Regions from separate parts of the Homo sapiens genome. Here region 2 is linked to region 1. A link is a loop called in an ENCODE intact Hi-C map of the cell type or tissue named here. Cell type or tissue: Caco-2. All regions are shown on one strand. Each heading gives the region's core, and the rest is flanking DNA. Links, peaks and the distances in the headings are about the cores only. Region 1 overlaps HECW1 (HECT, C2 and WW domain containing E3 ubiquitin protein ligase 1). Region 2 holds the start of LOC102724903 (a long non-coding RNA gene).

Region 1 (10,225 bases), core at 663-8,662:
AGTGAAACGCTGTCTGTACTAAAAATACAAAAAATTAGCTGGACGTGGTGGCAGATGCCTATAGTCCCAGCTACTCGGGAGGTTGAGGCAGGAGAATGGCGTGAACCTGGGAGGCAGAGCTTGCAGTGAGCCAAGATTGTGCCACTGCACTCCAGCCTGGGCAAGAGAACTAGACTTTGTCTCAAAAAAAAAAAAAAAAAAAAAAGGATTGCTGTTAGGATTCATCAGAATAAAAGAAAAATATGTATTTATTTCAGGTGTTTCACAGCCCTTGATTAAGGGGACTGTAACATTCAATGTTAATTAAGACTTCCTCTTCCCAGGTAGTTTGGGCTGGGCAATGCCAACATTTACCTTCCCGAGTCTCCTTTTTACACTTTTAATTTTCACGTGTGTTCATGTGAAGAGACCACCAAACAGGCTTTGTCTGAGCAATAAAGCTTTTTAATCACCTGGGCGCAGGCAGGCTGAGTCCGAAAAGGGAGTCAGCGAAGGGAGATATGGGTGGGGCTGTTTTACAGGATTTGGGTAGACAGTGGAAAATTATAGTCAAAGGAGGTTGTTCTCTGGCAGGCAGGGGTGGGGGTCACAAGGTGCTCAGTGGGGGAGCTTCTGAGCCAGGAGAAGGAATTTCACAAGGTAATGTCATCAGTTAAGGCAGGAACAGGCCATTTTCACTTCTTTTGTGATTTTTCAGTTACTTCAGGCCATCTGGATGTATACGTGCAGATCACAGGGGATATGATGGCTTAGCTTGGGCTCTGAGGCCTGACATTCATGTTGACCAAGCCAACTTCTGATGGTCACGGTCTTCCTTTAATTGGTATTGTTTTATTTTAAAAGTCACACCATACACTATTTAACAAACAAGTACTTTTTAAAATTTTTGTGTATATTGTTTTGAGATGGAGTCTCACTCTGTCACCCAGGCTGGAGTCCAGTAGTGCAATCTCAGCTCACTGCAACCTCCACCTCCCAGGTTCAAGCAATTCTCCTGCCTCAGTCTCCCAGAGCAGGTGGGATTACAGATGCCCGCCACCATAACCGGCTAACAAATGAATACTTTAGAATCAAATGAAGTAAAATATAAAAGACCTGCTTTCTCCCTCCCCTACCAGCCCACTTCCTGGACTTCAGTTTGGAGCATCCCCCTCTAGACATTTTCTCTGCAGTTCAAAGTACAAATGAAATCCTACTCTTCGTATTCTTCTGTGCTTTGCTTTTTCACCTAGTTTCTCGGGTGTCTTTTCATGTCTGTGTATGTTGATTCACCCCTTTCTTTTTAACGAAGGCAGAGTTCTCAGTTTCAAAGATTTATCAGCCTTCACTTAACCAGTTTCCTCTTTGTAAACAGTTTTGGGTTTTTCTCCAGTCTTTTACTATTGTTAGTAATGCTCCAATAAACATCCCTGTTAAATGTATCTTTTGCACATTTGCGCAAATTAATCCAGAAGGAAAATCTCTAAAAATATAATTCTAGGTTGAAGGAATTTGCAGTTTAAATGCCAGTAAATATTGCCAGTTCCTTTCCCAAAGGTCAAATCAATTTGCATTCCCACCAAAACAGTGTGAGAATTCTTGTCTCTTCCCCCTCTCAAGGATCCAGGGTATTACCAAACTTCTAGAAATCTCTTCCATCATAATCATGAAAAACCATATTGCATTGTTTATTTAAAGTACATTTTCTTAATTACAGGTGAGTTTGTGCTTGTTCTTTCTTAAAGTATGATAATACCTTCAATCAAGTATGATGAGGCTTTGGTGGCATTCTTTCTCTTTAAAGCATGCTGATTTTACTGCTTGAATCTCAAAGAATAAGCCTATTTTTAAGCCCTGCAGAAGCATCTTGTCGCTGCCCCTCATTTACTGAATAAACAGGTTCACAACATTTCTGAGACCCTTTATATATAGGTATATTATAGCTAGGATGTTTTACAGTGACAGCATCAAGGCAGATGGACTGGGAATTGACCAGCCCTCCAACCTCTCAGTTAATTGATGTGACATATTCTTTCATTGCAGCAATTCAGTTTTGTGTCCTTGCCCACTGACGTGCTGGAAATTGAGGTGAAGGACAAGTTTGCCAAGAGCCGCCCCATCATCAAGCGCTTCTTGGGAAAGCTGTCGATGCCCGTTCAAAGACTCCTGGAGAGACACGCCATAGGGTAAACCTGTGACTGAGATCTTACTATCACTAGGTTCCCACCAACAGGTCGTGCCCAAAGGTGGCCTGTAGGCTGCAATAGTATAGTCTCACAGAGAGTCAAAATGGTATCATTATATTTCCTTTGTTTTTCCTACTAATTATGTTGCCTGAGCCAACATAAGTGTTTGTTATATTAAACAAACCCATCCCTTTTCACTTGATGTGTAACACTGGTTACTTACCCAAGAGAGTAAAAAATCCTATTAAAAATATTAAACAGTATTAAAAGAAGCCCTCAATGGGGCATTTTTCTGTACAGGTAGAAACTAAAGTTTGTTTTACTATGAAGAATATTATTTCATTCATATGCCAGTCTGGTATGTAAGATTTAATCATATGTGACATTTCCATAACAAGATGGAATACTGGGTAACTACTGTAGAGTTTCTTACTTAGAAGACACTAGTATCTGCAGATGCTAGATAACATGGATAAGAATTTGAAAGCATGATTCTCATGGAATGACAGCAATTAAGATGCTCACAGAATTCAATTGTATATGAGAATGGGTTTCTGTTTTGTCTCTTTTACATTCATGTCCACTCATGGTTCTCATTAAAGTGGACTATGACCAGATAACAGCCCTATGTATAATATGTATTTCTTTAGGTAACAGGGACTACATTTGAAAACACTAAATAAAGCTTTCTATTGATAAACATATACTTATATACAATGTAACCCTTACAAAGATAGCAAAAGAATGAGAAAAAAATATGCAGAATTTCCAAGTGTCTTAATTTAAAGTTCTTTGGATTATCAGAAGGACTTTGGAATCACGGATAATTATCATAAAGACATTTATTATTAATTGGAACCTTATGGTGTGTAGGCAGCAGGGTGCACAGAGACCTGCCACTAACTCTCCAGCCAAAGGGAGCTGAGTTTATGGAGCTGCAGTCACGTGTCACATGCAGTGTTTGCACTTGCCATTCATGGTTGTGAGGATTAAACAGACAAAAAGTGTACATAAAGAACCTAGCACGGCCACTGGCACGTAGTAGGAACACAAAAGAAAATGGTATTCCTTGTGATCTTTTTTATTTCATTTAGTCCTCATAATGCTTCTGTGACAGCATTATCACCATTCCTGCACGAGGAAACAAGGCTTCAAAAGGATCAATAATTATGTAAACCCAAGGCTTGTGGGTGGCAGAGATCCGGCCGGAATTCAGACTCACACCTGTGTCTCTCCAAAGTCCGAGGGCCATCCCCACACAACAGGCTTCTCTCAGGGTTCCTAGGACTGATTCTGTAGTTTATTGTGGGCCATGCTTTTCATTTCTCTCCTTCTCTGCCCTACTGGCTGCTCTCACAGCTGTTAGCACCTCTGCCAGGGGGTGGGCTGGAGAACAAAAACAGGGGCTGTGTGGGATTCTTTCTACCCCAGCACCCAGTGCACTGCCGCCCAGCATGCATTAGATAGATACCAGTTCGTACGTAAGGAACAGAACTTCTCTCTCCAGCTCGCTGCAGCCGCAGAGCCCCTCTGCCCTCCCATGCTGAGTTCTCTCCTAAGTCCAAGCTGCCGGCTCCTATCTTCTTAGCACTGTCCCGCCCTCCAAGCCTCCCACTGTGGAAAGGCACATCCCCAGCTGAAAGCAAGTACCTGAGGTGGAAAAGGGTGTCCCCGACCAAAAGAAGGTTAGCTATGATTTTCCCAGTGTTCTTGCCACCCAGGGAAATGGAGAGCACAGATCGAGTGTGATTGAGCTTACACCTCTCCAAGAGGCAACAACAGCAAGCCATGGAGGCGTTTTTCCTCCCACCCTCTTTGATGGGATGATAGACTGCCCCCTGGTGGCGGCGCAGAGCAGCTCCTCCTCCAAAGCCTTCTGCTTCCACAGCCCCTGGGGGCCACTTCTGCAGTGCTGCCTCCTCCGGAGGTGTCCCACCGTGGTTAGGAGCAGAGTGTTGGGGTGATGGCCATGGAAGCAGTGGCCATGCAGCCTGAGCCATGGCAGAACCCCAGAGTGCACCCACAACAAAAGTGAATCCACTTTGCACCGCAGCTTCCCTCTGCCCTCAGCACATGCTCTCCCCATAAAGCCCCCTGCATCCGTGGTTTCTGAAACGTTTGGCTCCACCTGTACTGGCTGCCTCCCTGCCCTGAGATATTTGCACCTTTCCCCCCTGGGCACACATGCACTCTCATTTCCAATCCTCCTTCGATTCCTTGGCCTGTAAAATCCCAGGCTTCTGTTGGCTGTCTGCCTGTAACTCTAACCATCTCACCTTCGCATTGAAGTGTCACTGGCTGTCTTGAACCATTATTTAGTGGTCCTACCTTATGCCCCCAGCTGGACATAAGCTATTTAAAGGCAGGGGCGATGTATGACATGCTTTGTATCAACTGCAGCACCTTTCACATGGCAGGGGCTCAAAAAATATTTGTTAAGTGGGTGAAAAGCAAAAAAAAGAAAAGCCCTGAAAGTAAATGCAAAGCATAATAAATGTAATTTTTGTGCCACTGTCTGATTGTCTTTAGGCCTCCCCTGATTTCAATTAAGTTTTGGGTTCGGGATGTCTTTGTTATGGTCATAATAGACCTACTTCATAATATTGACCAAAGGCTCTTTCTAAACAGACAAAATACTGAAGCTCATCCTATTTTTTTCTGCACATAATGCTTTACTTAATGGACTTCTGAGGAACTCCAAACACTAAATCATGGCTTATCAAAGAACAATTTTTAAGTCGGGGCTTGTTGGGATATAGGTTGTCTCATAATGCCAGTGTTTTCTAGAAAGAAACATTAAAACACTATCAGCCAGTGATTTATCTTTTTATTTTCATGTCACAAACTAATAAATGGAATAAATACAGAGTCATCTGAGTAACAACTGGTTTGGGGCTATGTGTTTGTTATTACTGGGTACCCTGGGTTTGTTAACTCCTGAATATCCAAAGGTGGTCACTCTTCCTATTTAGGCCCAGGTAAGGGGCAATTTACTCTGCTGAAGCTGCATTGTTAATGAAAATATAATAGCAAAGTTTCAGGTTGATTGCCTCTAGAAAGTTTTCTTTTTATAATTAAGAAATTGCTTTGAGGGGGTGGAGGGGATGGCATGAAAATCCAGGGTGGAGACTTGGGGTCCCTACATGTGGAGCCCTGCAATTGGTGTTAAGTGGAACTCACAAGCCAAAGAATTCAGCCCACGAGTCTTGCTCTGCTCCATCCTGGAGCAGGTGCCATTCTGTAGCGCCCACAGACTCTCCAGTAACCATGACAGCATCCTTTCTTAGACATTACATATATACCACAAGATATGCATCTGCTGGCACTGTCCATCGTTGAGGACATATTTGGAAAATGGCAATCTGCACAGGAAAAGCAGGCCAAGGACATCCGTGTCTTTTTTTATTCTCTCTCTCTCTCTGTTTTAGAACACAGGTTGGCAAACTTTTTTGTACAGGGCCAGGTAGTAAATATTTTAGGCTTTGCAAGGCCCACAGTCCCTGTCTAAATTACTCAACTCTACCAATATAGCATGAAAGTTGCCACAGATAATACGTAAGCTAACAAGCATGGCCGTGCTCCAATAAAACTTTATTTATGGACACTGAAATTTGAATTTCATATAATTTTCACATGCTACAAAATGTTACTCTTCTTTTATTTCTTTTTCCAACAATTTAAAATGTAAAAAGCTCACAACCACACAAAAACAGGTGGTGGGCCACATTTAGCCCACAGGCTGTAATTTGCCTACCCTACCCCTGCTTTAGAATACAGACAGTCCGTTCAACTTAACCATTTTTTGCTTTACAATGAATTCAGCAGAAACCATACATCGAATTTTGAATTTTGAATTTTGATCTTTTCCTTGGCTAGCGATACACAACACGATACTTTCGTGAAGCTGGCAGCAGCAGCAAGCCATAGCTCCCAGTCAGCCATGTGATCACAGGGTAAACAAGTGATACTGTACTCTACAGTAGACTGTATTCAATAAATTACATGAGATATCCAATACTTTATTATAAAATAGTTTTGTTTTTGTGTTACATGATTTTGCATACTTGTAGGCTAATGTAAGTGTTCCAAGCACTTTTAAGGTAGTCTAGGCTAAGCTATGATGTTTGGCAGGCTAAATGTATTAAATGCATTTTTGAATTGCCAGTATTTTCAACTTTTGATGAGTTTATTGGGTCATAATCCATGGTAGTTCAAGGGGCATCTGTATTCGATAAGGACTTCCTTACAGTTTTGTATTGCTGTTGAGCACATCAGGACTTCCCTGGGCTTGCCTGCCTCACCCACTGGTATAGAAAGCACACTGCATGGTCATTAGGAAGAGAGGTATTGACCAGAACTGTGATGGTGCTTATTTCCTTCTAGGGATAGGGTGGTCAGCTACACACTTGGCCGCAGGCTTCCAACAGATCATGTGAGTGGACAGCTGCAATTCCGATTTGAGATCACTTCCTCCATCCACCCAGGTATTTTCAGCATGAACTTCATGTCTTGTCCTAGGCTAGTGTCATAAGTGTGGTTCCTTTTTCTAAAATACAATAACTATGGTTCTCTCCAGATGTATCCTAGGTTTTGTGGTTATCTTCTCCATTTGAGGTCCAGAAGCCAGTGATCTATTCTGGAAGCCAGGTTGCTGTCCCCCTGATAGAGAAGCTCCTCTTCATTCTAGTGACCCAAAGGTACAGAGTAGACAGTGGACTGAAGGTTAACAATGAGGCCAACATGGATAGGGAGTTCTGTCTTATTTATCATCCTACCCCCAGCACCCACATAGGTGTTTAATCATCACATACATGAATGAATGAATGAACGTGAAACATCTTTCTACCTAGTAACTAGATATAGACTAGCCAGTTGCTGAAGAATGTCATGTTGAAGAACTATAATTGTACAATGAATTTTTATAATATCACAGAAAAACAAGAAAAGTATAAATAGGACAGAAAACTCCAGAATCATCCAGTGTTCCATTTAATGCTAAAACAGATTTCAAAATACGAATGATAAGATGCCTCATAATTTTATTTTTGCTCTTCTTCTGCAGCCCCCATACATCTCAATATAGATCATACTGAGAACTGTTAGGACCTCCTGGACCATTTACAAGTTGCTGTTAAGTCTAATGAAGCTCTTGAGAACTTAGAGCCTGGAGTTTTTCACTACCCACTCATTAAACTCCAGGTCTACTTTCCTGTGCCAATATACAACTTAGATTGTAAGAAAACACCTTGACTATTTTGTCTTTTCAAATTCAGTCTATTTCTATATTCTGAGAATACAACTGACTCTTCCTTTGGTGTAGCCATAAGGACAGCTTTACAGCTCACCAGAGGGACTGATTTTCTTTAGTGACTTGCACTAATGCATTTGAAATGGGGAATTTCACATCTGGCAGGAATCCAGTAGAACAGCTGCAGGAAGGTAGAGTTAAACACTGGCTGGATGCTACCTCGTGAATGGCTGCTTGAGGTGAAGACCTTGTTTTTTTTAAATTGGAATAAACTCTAAATGTTGGGAACCTTCCAGCCTGAGATATTGAATGACTGTGATTGTTCCTATTCTTCATCCAGCCTTTGAAGAATCTGGTTGCCTGAGAATCCTGCTTACCCCTTATGCCACCCTGCAGGACCTAAGCATAGGAAACATTCTGAGCAAATGCAATTAACTAAATATAATCATCAAGGAGCTATAAATAACACCACTACTACCCTCATCCCTGGAAGTCATTCCATGTGGCAAACACTGTTGAGCACCTACTATGTGCCCAGAACTGGGTTAGTGCTAGGCTTTGGGCATTTTAACCAAAAGATGAATTCCCTTTTTGAATCGTATTTCGGAAATATATCCATGACTGCAAGTTGTTGTTAACATAGCAAGAACTCATTCTTACAGAATTTTTCACTAGAGCTCTGGCCAGTGAGAAACCCTCATCAACCTACATTCAATATCCTAATGTAGAAATCCCTTAGTGATGGCTTACATGTCCCACAGGGTATCCTAACACCACAATGCTCTCTTCTGGGAGAAATGACATATTTTTCTTCTTACCAGCAGATGATGAGGAGATTTCCCTGAGTACCGAGCCTGAGTCAGCCCAAATTCAGGACAGCCCCATGAACAACCTGATGGAAAGCGGCAGTGGGGAACCTCGGTCTGAGGCACCAGAGTCCTCTGAGAGCTGGAAGCCAGAGCAGCTGGGTGAGGGCAGTGTCCCCGATGGTCCAGGGAACCAAAGCATAGAGCTTTCCAGACCAGCTGAGGAAGCAGCAGTCATCACGGAGGCAGGAGACCAGGGCATGGTCTCTGTGGGACCTGAAGGGGCTGGGGAGCTCCTGGCCCAGGTGCAAAAGGACATCCAGCCTGCCCCCAGTGCAGAAGAGCTGGCCGAGCAGCTGGACCTGGGTGAGGAGGCATCAGCACTGCTGCTGGAAGACGGTGAAGCCCCAGCCAGCACCAAGGAGGAGCCCTTGGAGGAGGAAGCAACGACCCAGAGCCGGGCTGGAAGGGAAGAAGAGGAGAAGGAGCAGGAGGAGGAGGGAGATGTGTCTACCCTGGAGCAGGGAGAGGGCAGGCTGCAGCTGCGGGCCTCGGTGAAGAGAAAAAGCAGGCCCTGCTCCTTGCCTGTGTCCGAGCTGGAGACGGTGATCGCGTCAGCCTGCGGGGACCCCGAGACCCCGCGGACACACTACATCCGCATCCACACCCTGCTGCACAGCATGCCCTCCGCCCAGGGCGGCAGCGCGGCAGAGGAGGAGGACGGCGCGGAGGAGGAGTCCACCCTCAAGGACTCCTCGGAGAAGGATGGGCTCAGCGAGGTGGACACGGTGGCCGCTGACCCGTCTGCCCTGGAAGAGGACAGAGAAGAGCCCGAGGGGGCTACTCCAGGCACGGCGCACCCTGGCCACTCCGGGGGCCACTTCCCCAGCCTGGCCAATGGCGCGGCCCAGGATGGCGACACGCACCCCAGCACCGGGAGCGAGAGCGACTCCAGCCCCAGGCAAGGCGGGGACCACAGTTGCGAGGGCTGTGACGCGTCCTGCTGCAGCCCCTCGTGCTACAGCTCCTCGTGCTACAGCACGTCCTGCTACAGCAGCTCGTGCTACAGCGCCTCGTGCTACAGCCCCTCCTGCTACAACGGCAACAGGTTCGCCAGCCACACGCGCTTCTCCTCCGTGGACAGCGCCAAGATCTCCGAGAGCACGGTCTTCTCCTCGCAAGACGACGAGGAGGAGGAGAACAGCGCGTTCGAGTCGGTACCCGACTCCATGCAGAGCCCTGAGCTGGACCCGGAGTCCACGAACGGCGCTGGGCCGTGGCAAGACGAGCTGGCCGCCCCTAGCGGGCACGTGGAAAGAAGCCCGGAAGGTCTGGAATCCCCCGTGGCAGGTCCAAGCAATCGGAGAGAAGGTTAGACCTCAAACCTGATCAGAGTGAGAATAGGACCATCAGGGGGACAAAGGTGTCACCAACAGTTTAAAAACAAGAAGGGCGGGGGATCGGTGTCAAACGGGGTTGCTGGGGCAATGTATGCCTGTCTTGTATATACATGTGTGCATGTGTATCTGTGTATGAGCATAGATGACTGTGAGTAGCTGACACCCCACAATGTCTCAGATACACACCAGGAATTACGACTGGTTGGATGTGAGCGTGCACTTGTATGTGTGCTTCTATGTTTGTTTTAACTAATCACCAGAACTGGTTAGTGTACATGTTATCCTAGTCTTAACAGCAGCCAGAGCCCCAAGACTAGTATCAAATGATATACATGGGAAAAATCTATCTACATTAAATGGATAATGTGTAAATATCTGCTGACTTTCAAAGCACATGGAAGATTAGCAATAGATGTTAATATTAGTTGAAGAACAGATTTTACCTCTGTTTTAGAATTCAACTAGCCCATGTACGTACATATAGATATGTCTAGCCTACATATATTTGTCATTATTTATGTCCACTCAATTCTTGTTATTACTGTTGGTTTTGTTTTGTTGTTGTTGTTGTTGTTGTTGGCTATTTTGGCTAATGGAAGGGAAAAA
Region 2 (10,225 bases), core at 1,558-9,557, 140 kb before region 1:
AATTAAAGAAACCTAAAGTTACAAAAATAGAATTACCTTGCTAATTATATTATAAATATTCATGTGTTAAAATGTTATGGTTATTGAAATAATTTTGTGATATATTTGTAATCACATAAGAGGAATTCTTCTACTATAATAGTTAACCATTTAAAAAAGCAGAATACAAAAATGTGTGGTCCCAACTATCTTGTAAAACGCATGAAGGAAAAATGCAGGAAATATTTCTGCATAATTATTCTGGTAGTCTCTGTGTTACATAATTATGGGGCCTTGCTGTTTTTTCTTAATTTTCTGTATTTTTCAAATTTTTAGCATGGACTGGTTTTCCTCAAAAGTCCCGACTCTGGACTTCTCTCAGGCCTTTGGAATTTGCAGAGTGTGGCTCAGCTTTTCTTGTTGCCCAGGAAGGTCTATGGTGTGTCCTCCTAGTGGTGACAGTGAGGCCCCTGGTTCATGACAAGACACACACTCATGAATGCTCAACTCTGAACTTGGCGGCGCAGCTGTGGACGCAGCTGCGGAAGCCTCAAGTTGAAACATGAGCCCTCCTCTCTCCTCTCTCAACCCTGGTGCTCTGATGTCCAAGGAAAATTTATCCATGTCACTTTTGTTTGTCTTAATTCAGGTTTATGGCTCCTTTGCATCATTCTGGATTGAGAAATGAGGCCAAATGCGAACTAATGGAAAAAAGTAAGGCTGATGAGTTCATTTAGAAATGAACTGTTCCAACAACGTTCTTCTTGACATCTCTCAAGAGGGCCAGCCGTTCAGGGTGCACTTTGCGGCCTCCACAGCTCTGCTCCTTGCTGGAAACATCCCCCTTCTGTGTCCTCCACTTGCCCAAGTCTGACCTGTGCCTTCAAGGCACTTAACATGCAGTTGTTGTTGAAATATCTCAAGGTGACTATACCTCCCCTTTGCAGCTTTTTGTGACAACCACCAATTAGAGACAGTGATGGCCTCCTTCTGAGTGCTTGCCTGCTGGTCAGAACCAGGCTGAGCTGATGCTTGGTAAAATATAGCTGCCTGGGCCCCATCCAGCCTATTGAATTAGAATCTCCAGGAAGAAGGCTGTTTTATTTTTAATTTTGTTTTCATCTCATGCATTCAGCTTTTTCTGCCTCATTTGTTTTGACCTGAGAACAGAGATCATATGCTGAACAACAGCTAGCCCAGAGCTTTACAAACAATAGATATTCAATGGATGTTTGTTCAATTGAACTGAATTAGATACAGTCAGAGCAAGGGCACATTTCAGTCCTTAAGTTGGAACCCTTGCCAAAATGTCACAATTACACTTGTTTGTTTGTTTATTTATTTCTAACACTTCCTAATCAGCAGGTAGAAATTTATTAATTATGAAAATTGCTTTTTATCATCTTTCAGATTGTTTTTGCATGCTGCAAAACAATGTCTTCTGTGGACATTGAGACTGTGGATGTGTGTGGCCAGTAGTCTCTAGGGATAGTACTCAGAGTGGTAGCCAAGGAGAAGAGTGGTTCAGGCACACTCAGAAGGTGCCATTCTCCAAGGTGGTTGGCAGGGATGTCCAGGCACCAGTCACAGCAAGGATCCATCATGCCTCCGCTGCTCCTGTAATCGAGATGAAAATTACTGCCCAGATTTTGATGGACACTCTAAGACTGAAAAATACAGCTGCATTGGGTTTGGCTCTAAGGATTCTTCTCCAGTGTGTTTATAAGATGGCAATTTAAACATATATACAGTGGAGTCACTAGAAAACAACATAGTGATTTTTCTAAAAAAAAACTAAATTGGGTCAGGCATGGTGGCTCACGCCTATACTCCCAGCACTTTGAGAGGCCAAAGCAGGAGGATTACTGGAGGCCAGGAGTTGAAGACCAATCTGGGCAGCATAGAGAGACCTGTCTCTAGAAAAACATTTTTTTAAATTAGCCAGACATGATAGTACATGACGGTGGTCCCAACTACTCAAAAAGCTGAGGCAGAAGGATAGCTTGAGCCAGGAATTCGAGGTTGCAGTGAGCTTTAGTGGCACCACTGAACTCCAGCCAGGGTGACAGGGTGAGACCCTGTTTCTGGGGAAAAATAGGAAAAAAAACAATTTAGATTGGATAGGACTTAGAGTATGTGCCCTGGTACCTTTATATTCTAGTTGGAATAGAGTGCACCATTCGCCCTGTCTGGAATATTCACCCCACTCTCTCCCTGCAGTGGTGCTTTCTTCTAACAACCTCATTTTGGCAATTAGGTATGGAAAACTCCATAGAATATTTGGAGTTATTAAATTTTCACGCGAATAAGTCCTAAATCTCCAGGGCAGAGGCCATGATTTCTATTTCAGTTCATTTTCCAGGGTTTGGCATGTGCATTTGTTGACTGAATAAATAAATGAAGCCCTGCTGGGAAATGCACCCTTAGCAGTTTACAGTCCCCCTGACATGTGCTTCTAACTGCCTCCAAGTAGTATTAATAAAGCAGTAGTCATATGCCAGCCTCCGACTGGGGATCATAATTGAGGCACTGACATGATGAGTTTATCTCTGATAACCGATGGCAATGAGACCTGTCCTTTGCAAAGAGCAAAGCCCTAGTCTTGCAGTGTGTGAGGCATTAAGACTCAGTAGCATGTACCTGTGGCTCTAGCTTCCTCAGCACTGATGTTTCCTCTTGGAAAAACCCAAATTACTTTCATTGTCTCACTTTCCTTTTAATACTTAGTCTCTTGGAGCTTTGTAGAAAGCCTGAGAAGCAGTGTGAATGGCAAGTCAGGGGCCTCGCTGCAATGAGCTGGTCTCCGTTGCCACCACTTACCACGAGGTGCAGGCTCTGTCTGCCGCCCCCACATCTCGAGGCTCCTTTCACAGCTCTTATTCTCTGGAGCGAGACCGCACTTTAATCTCTGCTGTTTTCCGCATACAAGGTAAAAAATGGAAAATTAGAGATGTTATCTGAATAATTAATTCAAGCCTCAAATGAAAAGGAAATTCTAAAATATCCAGATCATTGAGACTTCTGAGTTTCTATTAGTCTGGACATAGATGGCTTGTCTTGTAACCAGTGGAAATGGCAGTGAGTGCCCTTGAATCTATTACCGTATCCTCGAGGCCAGAGATGTCTAAGCATCAGCTTACAAGTGAAAAATGTCTTAGTGAGATGATAATCATCGGTTTGCCATCTGATAATTGCTACAGAGAGTCAAGGAGGTAGTACCAATTCAACTGTTTATCTCATGGAATTTAATGTGAACCTATACTACACTGTTGAGCAAAGATTCCACGAGGCCGGAATCGGTGGGAGAGGCCGTGGGGCTGGTACCTTCCCGGTATCTTTGGTGTATATTTGGTGCATCTTTGGTGTATCAGAGACAAGCTTAGGAGATGGTCACGGGCATCTAAGCAATAGAGATGGACTGCACGAAAACCGTGCCTTTTCCCTCATCTGTAAAATTGAAAATACTGTCCAAAATCCCACAGCAGACTATAGCTTTTGTCCGTGAGTTCAAAGGTTCCAAGTTTAGTCCTGCATAATTGAGAAAAAGACTTAAAAAAAAAAGTTTCCAAACTGCCTCAATTGTTGTCCCTTCCTTTTAGCTCTGAAAAATCAGAAAGATTAGCTGTGTGGAAAATGTCAGAAGAGACTTTCTGTTAAATATGTTAAAGAATTTCAGCAGTAAGTGTCGCCTGAGACGTTTAAGAAATCATAGTAGCTAAGTGTCCCCTTCCTTTTAATGTTCTTCTAGAACCCAGTGAAACTTTGGACTGAGGTGATTCCTCCACACTCCCAGCCCACATCACAGAGTCTTAGTGATCATTTCTCCTTTGCTGTCAGAGCTGAGTATCAAATCCCATTTTTTTGTTTTCAAAATAGAATTGTTCCTTTCTTTTACCATTCCCCTGAATAATTGCTAATAAAGCAATATGCCACTCATCTAGGTCACCTGATTTGCTGGTTTTGATCACAGGGATATCTTGATGCTGTTGGACTTTTCCCCATGGAGCTCTTACTCTGTTAGACAGGTGTCCATTCTGCTGTGGCTCACTTAAAAAGCAAGGCTTTGTCTTTGCCTCGTTGTGATTTCTTTCTTCTATCAATGTTGAGAGCTTGACGGAGGTGCTGGTGGGTTAATTCTCCTCCTTATCCTTTCAATTCCCCCATTCTATCCTAAATCACTACAGATAGGCCTATTCTATACATATATTGCCAGTTCTTCCTTATTTCCTTCCTCTTCCAATAGGAATCTCTTGAGGTAAACCACCTCTGCCAGTCCTCCTATCACAGCCTGCTGCTGAGATGGTGCAGCCTGGTGTGGCTAAGGCGTGTGGCAGCCAGAATTGGAACTGAGTGACAGTTAGAGCTAGAAAGAGCACAAGAGTGGGCAGAGTGATGACAGGGAAGGAACCTGGGAAGGAACGTGCTACCTGTGGCCCCATCTGGAATATGAACTGGCTTTGTCTCCTTTCAAGGGTGGAAGAGGGATAGAAGAGGGTGGAAGAAGGGTGGAAGGAGCGAGAGATTCCTTTATATTGCCAATATAGGTATGAAATGTAGGAGAGAGAGATGACTTTATATTGCTAACGGCCATGCCTGCTTCACTCTTCATCATGGCTCTAAGTTGCTCTCATAAATGCTCTGAGACATCAACACTGAATTTATATCAGATATGGCCGTGTTCATCCGGGGCACTTTGATCACAAAAGGAAAGTGCTGCTGCTGCTGGTTCAACCCCACTGTGTACTGATGATGGGCATTATGGTTCATAATCCCAATGACTGGCACACTTATCAGAGCTGCAGTCCAACATGGGGCCTTCTTCTGGCTTGATGGGTGATCTGGAAAAGCAGGTACGATGACCTCCCACACTGATGTGAGAGCTGCACACTGTCCCTGCACCCGCCCAGGAGCCGCCCCTGCTACTTTGTCAGTAACTTCTGCCACGGTGCCACTTGTTTAGACTTGAGGGACCACTTGATTGGTAAAGCTTCTCCCTGCATGTAGACCTTGGCATTCAGGAGAGCTATACTTGGGCTCCCCAAGACACAGCAGCTCTGTCCACCTTGCTCTCCCCCTCATTGCTGCAGTGTGAAGTTTCTAAGGTGAACAAAACCTCCGTGGCCCCCCACTCTCCAATGGAGAAGGTCTTATTTCTTGGTGTGCCATGGGAGACCCCTTTCACACACTTCCAGCTGCCCCCAACACTGTCTGGCAGACAGCTAAGAGGAGCTCTGCTGAATCTGGAAGCTCAGCATGCTTCTAGTAAAGATACGCTTTTCCACGAGAAGTTCCTTCTGCTTAGATTGGATTTCCCTCAGCTCTTGCCCCTTCCTTCCAGGTCCAGCTTCCATGTCCTCCCATCTGGGAAGGTGGTCCCAGCATCTCTCTCCCTTCTAGGGGGGACCATGCCCACCACCCCATTATTGCCCTCACCATTGTGTCATAGTTGACTGCTTAAATGTCTGCCTCCTGCACCAAACTCTCCGAGGCTATGAGCACTGTTTAAGTCCTCTCTGTATCCATACTCAGCATTTAGCACAAGGCCTGGTACACACTAAAGACTCCATCCACATTTCCTGATTGACTGGGCTAAAGGAAGGAAGAAGAAGCCAGATGCAGTGGCTCACGCCTGTAATTCCAGCTCTTTGGGAGGTCAAGGTGGATCACTTGAGGTCAGGAGTTCAAGACCAGCCTGGCCAACATGGTGAAACCCCTTCTCTACTAAAAATACAAAACAATTAGCCAGGTACGGTGGCACGCACCTGTAATCCCAGCTACTCGGGAGGCTGAAGCAGGAGAATCTCTTGAACCCGGGAGGCAGAGGTTACAGTGAGCTGGGATCGCACCATTTCCTTCCAGCCTAGGCAACAAGAGTGGAAACTCTGTCAAAAAAAAAAAAAAAAGAAGCAGGAGAATAAAACCAAAGACAGGATTTACTTAAAAATAAACCCAAAGATGCTGGGTCAAACCACCCAGGGGATATAAGAATTTAAAAGAGAGCATCTTTACAGCACCTTGATCCTCCATGACAAATGATAACATGCTTTTGAGTATTAATTTCAATGAGGATACAAACTCAGCACTGCATCTGAAACCCTCCTAAGTGTATTTCTTAGAACTGTAATCCCTGTCTGGCCCCATCACCTAATAGCAGGCAAATGAGGACACGACCATGAATGGAGGAGGGAAACACACTGGCTTACAACAGCCTGAGGCTCCTCAGGCTTCTCAACAAGCCTGAGGCTCCCTCCCAAGCCAGGCAGCTCAGGCCATGGATGAGGCAGCTAACTGGCCGCAGGGAGTCTCAAGGTCCACTTGGGGCCCTGCTGCTCCCCTGCTGCGTGGTCAGGGCAGGCAGCTGCCCTTCTCAGGCTTCAGCTTCCCGGTGAATAAGAGGAGGGGCTGGCCCAGAACCCTCCCATGACTGTCACTGTGGGTTCCTGTGTGATTCACAGTATTGTGGGTTGGCTTTTGGAGACTGGACTGTAGCCAAGCAGGTGGTGGTGCCCTGGTTACGGGAAGAGGCACAGTGACCCCACTCAGCACAGCACAAGCCCTGCTGGGCTCAGGATGGAGTGAGGCTGAGGTCATCATGGGGGCTCCTCACAAATGCCCGGTACGGGGCCGCCCCGGGAGGATGATGTGGCTGGCTCACAGCAGCTCCACCTCCCTTTCTCTCCTGTATGGTCCGCAGGGCTCCTGGAGCTGGGCGCCTTGGGCCCCTGGAGCCGCACTGTGGTTCTGGGAGGTGAACACATATCCTTTTCCTCTGCAGGTATCAGTAGGTAAAGAGGAAACTTTTCCACTTTCAATCAGGCTAGTGCCTTCCTGAGGAAGAAACAGTATTTCCTAACATTGAGAAGGGAAAAATGGGTCTCTTTCTCACATCTGTAAGTTCCCATTCATTCTGTCTCTGTGTCTTACACACACACCACACACACCCACACACGTGCACACACACATGCGCGCACACACACACACAGGAATACCAGTTCTCACCTTTCCTTTCTGTGTAAACCAGAGGAGGTGCTAAATATTATGAACAGGAATTTGCCCCAGCTAACCTGACGAGGCCCTCCTGGCTGCCACCTTCCTCCCTCTCCCACACCCACAGCCCCCTGCCCATTCCTCTGCCCATACAAACCACCCAGATTTCAGCAACTTCGCTGCTGAACGCCTCCAAACATAAACCTCCCAAATAACCCAGAGCTGCACCAAGCAGTCCTAGACTTGAGCAAAGCAGTGAATGGTCCAATCATGCCCCTCCTGGAGCCTGGCCTCCAGCTGGTTTCTCTTACGTGTGAGTGAGAATGGTGTGCGAGCGACAAGGAGCAAAGACCACCCCACCCCCCGCCCCCCAACACCTGCCATCAAAGGGCTGCAGAGTCAAAAGTGGGAGGGGATGTTCAACCTTACACTTATTGGTGGATTTTTTTTTATGAGCGATAAGGCATTATGTGTTCCTAAAATAATGTGTCTGACTGGCATTTTAACAAGTTCCTTGTATTTTAAATCATGACTTCCTGTGTGGATATTATCTGGCTTGGCTTGATTTGCTTATTAAAATTTTCTCCCCCTAATGTTCCCTTTCAGCCAGCAATGAGTGGGATTTTATTTCTTTTTCAAAGAAAAGAAGCCCACACAATTTAGTTTATGTAATTCTGTGATATTCTTCCACACAATGGCCAGCACAAAAGAAAGCTTTTTTAGCACATGGCTTTGAGGCTGAAAGCACAAATTGAGGCACAGGTTTCAGGAACAGGTGTCTGGGAGCTGAAGAGTTAGACAGAGATGGTGGTTTAGCAGCCACCTCCCACTCTCCTCCCTTACACCTGAGAGCCCCTACACCCGCCCCTGTCCCACAACATCCCTCATACACAGCAGTTCCCAAGCAGAGGTACAAATGGGTAAGCAGGACTCAAATCTCAGGATGTGAGAGGGAGAGGAGGACCCAGGGGCAGTATTTAATCTCATCCCAACACTTTCTTCTTATTTGACAGGTGATGAAGGCAATTCCCAGAGAGGTGGAGCCCTTCTTTTTAGCCTAACGAATTGTTTCCCTTAACAGTCGTGACTCAGAGGAAATGCGTGGGCTGCAGTGATTTTTGTGATCTCTTGTGCCTGCCATTGGGTTGGGTAGGAGGTTTCTGCTTTTAGACTGTTAGGACCAGCAGGGCCCAGCAGCAAGTAGAGCTCTGGATAAAGCTGCCCTGGCCTGTCTCCAAACCCTCCAACCCAGGCCATCCCCACTTCTCCTGTACTGCCTCAGGGATTCCCGGTGCTTCTGCTGGTCCTGCATCCGGACACCTGACCCATCCCAGTGCAGTCCAGGAACCAGGAACTCAATTCGAGCAATTCTGGGCACCAAGCCTAGTGCTTACAAGAATTCCTGAGCTCAAGGAGCAGAGCCCCATGTCCAGGTGCACCCCAGCCCACACGTTACCCACAAGTGCATTCATTCATTCAACACAGTTATTTATTTATTTATTTATTTATTTATTTATTTATTTATTTATTTATCGATATGGAGTCTCACTCTGTCACCCAGGCTGGAGTGCAGTGGCGCAATCTTAGCTCACTGCAGCCTCCACCTCCCTGGTTCAAGCGATTCTCCTGATTCAGCCTCCTGGGATAGCTGGGATTACAGACACGTGTCACCACACATGGCTAATTTTTTTGTATTTTTAGTAGAGACGGGGTTTCACCATGTTAGCCAGGCTGGTCTCAAACTCCTGGCCTCAGGTGATATGCCCGCCTTGGCCTCCCAAAGTGTTGGGATTACAGGCGTGAGCCATAGCACCCAGCCTCAACAAAGTATTTACTGAGCATCATCTATGTTCTTGCCAGGCACTACTTTTGCTGGAAATGCAGACCTAAAGGAGCTAGGCTGGGCTGCTGTCTTGGTGCCTGCCTTCTAAGTAGAGGGGACTGACAAAAAATAAGTTGACAGGTAAGGCAGTTTTAGACAGAACATCTCATTCAGGCTCTGATCGAAATCTCCATTGAGGCCAGAGAGGAAGCTGCGGGACTGAGAACAGTCACTGAGTTCAGAGTGGAAGCTTTGGGGTAAAGCTTCCCCTAGAAGTGACTGAGCCAGGTAGACTTTGGAATGTGGTCGGAAGGCAACACAGCACAGTCGCTCAGTCCCTAATGAACTCTCTTCCTGCGATGACCTTGGCTTTTGTCAAAGCCTTGTACCAGGAATCTGCCACTATAATCGTGATTAAAAGTCTCTTAAGATCTTACTCACCACATTTCATTGTGTTTCCTACAGAAAGTCTAAGATGAAACATTTCGTTAAGAACTTGGAGGAAGAAAAAAGTCCCTGTATTCTGATCATAAGAACTAAGCTTTCCTTTTATCTTCTTGGCTGCCGAGAAGCTCAGAGAAGTATCTGAATCTCAATTACTGCAATTCTGTCCATCTGTTTTATAATTTGGAGAGAATGCTTAAGAATGATAAAAGTGCCCTCTTATAATCGCCCATAAACAGGCTCAAATCCCCATTTCCTGCCACACGATGGATGACCTCAGAATTTTTATTAACATTCTGAGCTGGGTTTTCTAGCAACCTGAGAATAGTGAAACTGGATAGTGTTTTGTTGTTGTTGTTGTTGTTGTTGTTGTTTGTTGTTTGGGGGGGACAGAGTCTCATTCTGTCACAGAGTACAGTGCATGATCTCGGCTCACTGCAACCTCCACCTCCCGGGTTCAAGCGATTCTCCCTGCCACAGCTTCAGCAGCTGCGATTACAGGCGCCCGTCACCACGCCCAGCTAATTTTTTTTTTTTGAGACGGAGTTTCGCTCTTGTTGCCCAGGCTGGAGTTCAATGGCACGATCTCGGCTCACTGCAACCTCTGCCTCCTGGGTTCAAGTGATTCTCCTGCCTCAGCCTCCCAAGTAGCTGGGATTACAGGCATGTGCCACCACGCCTGGCTAATTTTGTATTTTTAGTAGAGACGGGGTTTCTCCATGTTGGTCAAGCTGGTCTCGAACTCCCAACCTCAGATGATCCGCCCACCTCAGCCTCCCAAAGTGCCAGCATTACAGGTGTGAGCCACCCTGCCCAGCCTAATTTTGTGTATTTGTAGTAGAGACGAGGTTTCGCCATGTTGCCCAAGCTGGTCTTGAACTACTGACTTCAGGTAATCCACCCACCTCAGCCTCCCAAAGTGCTGGGATTACAGGCATAAGCCACCATGTCTGGCCTTGATAATGTTTTAATGAGATGTACAACAGTCCGCTG

What was found. A loop is a pair of places that touch in the nucleus more often than their neighbours do. Peaks named below come from ENCODE experiments on the same cell type or tissue, not always from the same donor. Only the 100,000 strongest peaks of a DNase experiment are listed, where the experiment ranks them.
Region 2: it touches region 1 in a loop (2.1-fold over the local background); 5 of 110 quality-filtered maps call a loop at or near these places.

Annotation. Positions count from the first base shown.
Region 1 is chr7:43,435,981-43,446,205 of GRCh38, forward strand. It overlaps HECW1 (HECT, C2 and WW domain containing E3 ubiquitin protein ligase 1), which reads left to right. Exons shown (of 30, transcript NM_015052.5): 9 at 2,023-2,165; 10 at 6,549-6,649; 11 at 8,238-9,590. Among named protein-coding and RNA genes, the nearest start is that of LUARIS, 81 kb to the right of the region's middle. In Caco-2, for the core only: CTCF peaks have their summits at 4,016 (motif pointing left) and 4,215; a DNase peak (open chromatin) is centred at 4,001; H3K27me3 peaks cover 122 bases.
Region 2 is chr7:43,296,009-43,306,233 of GRCh38, forward strand. All of the region lies in intron 3 of HECW1 (HECT, C2 and WW domain containing E3 ubiquitin protein ligase 1), which reads left to right. It overlaps LOC102724903 (a long non-coding RNA gene), which reads right to left and starts at 4,303. Exons shown (of 3, transcript XR_428133.5): 1 at 3,926-4,303; 2 at 2,800-2,890; 3 at 1,335-1,596. RefSeq lists an enhancer at 8,218-8,718. In Caco-2, for the core only: no CTCF peak of the experiment used is centred there; a DNase peak (open chromatin) is centred at 6,303.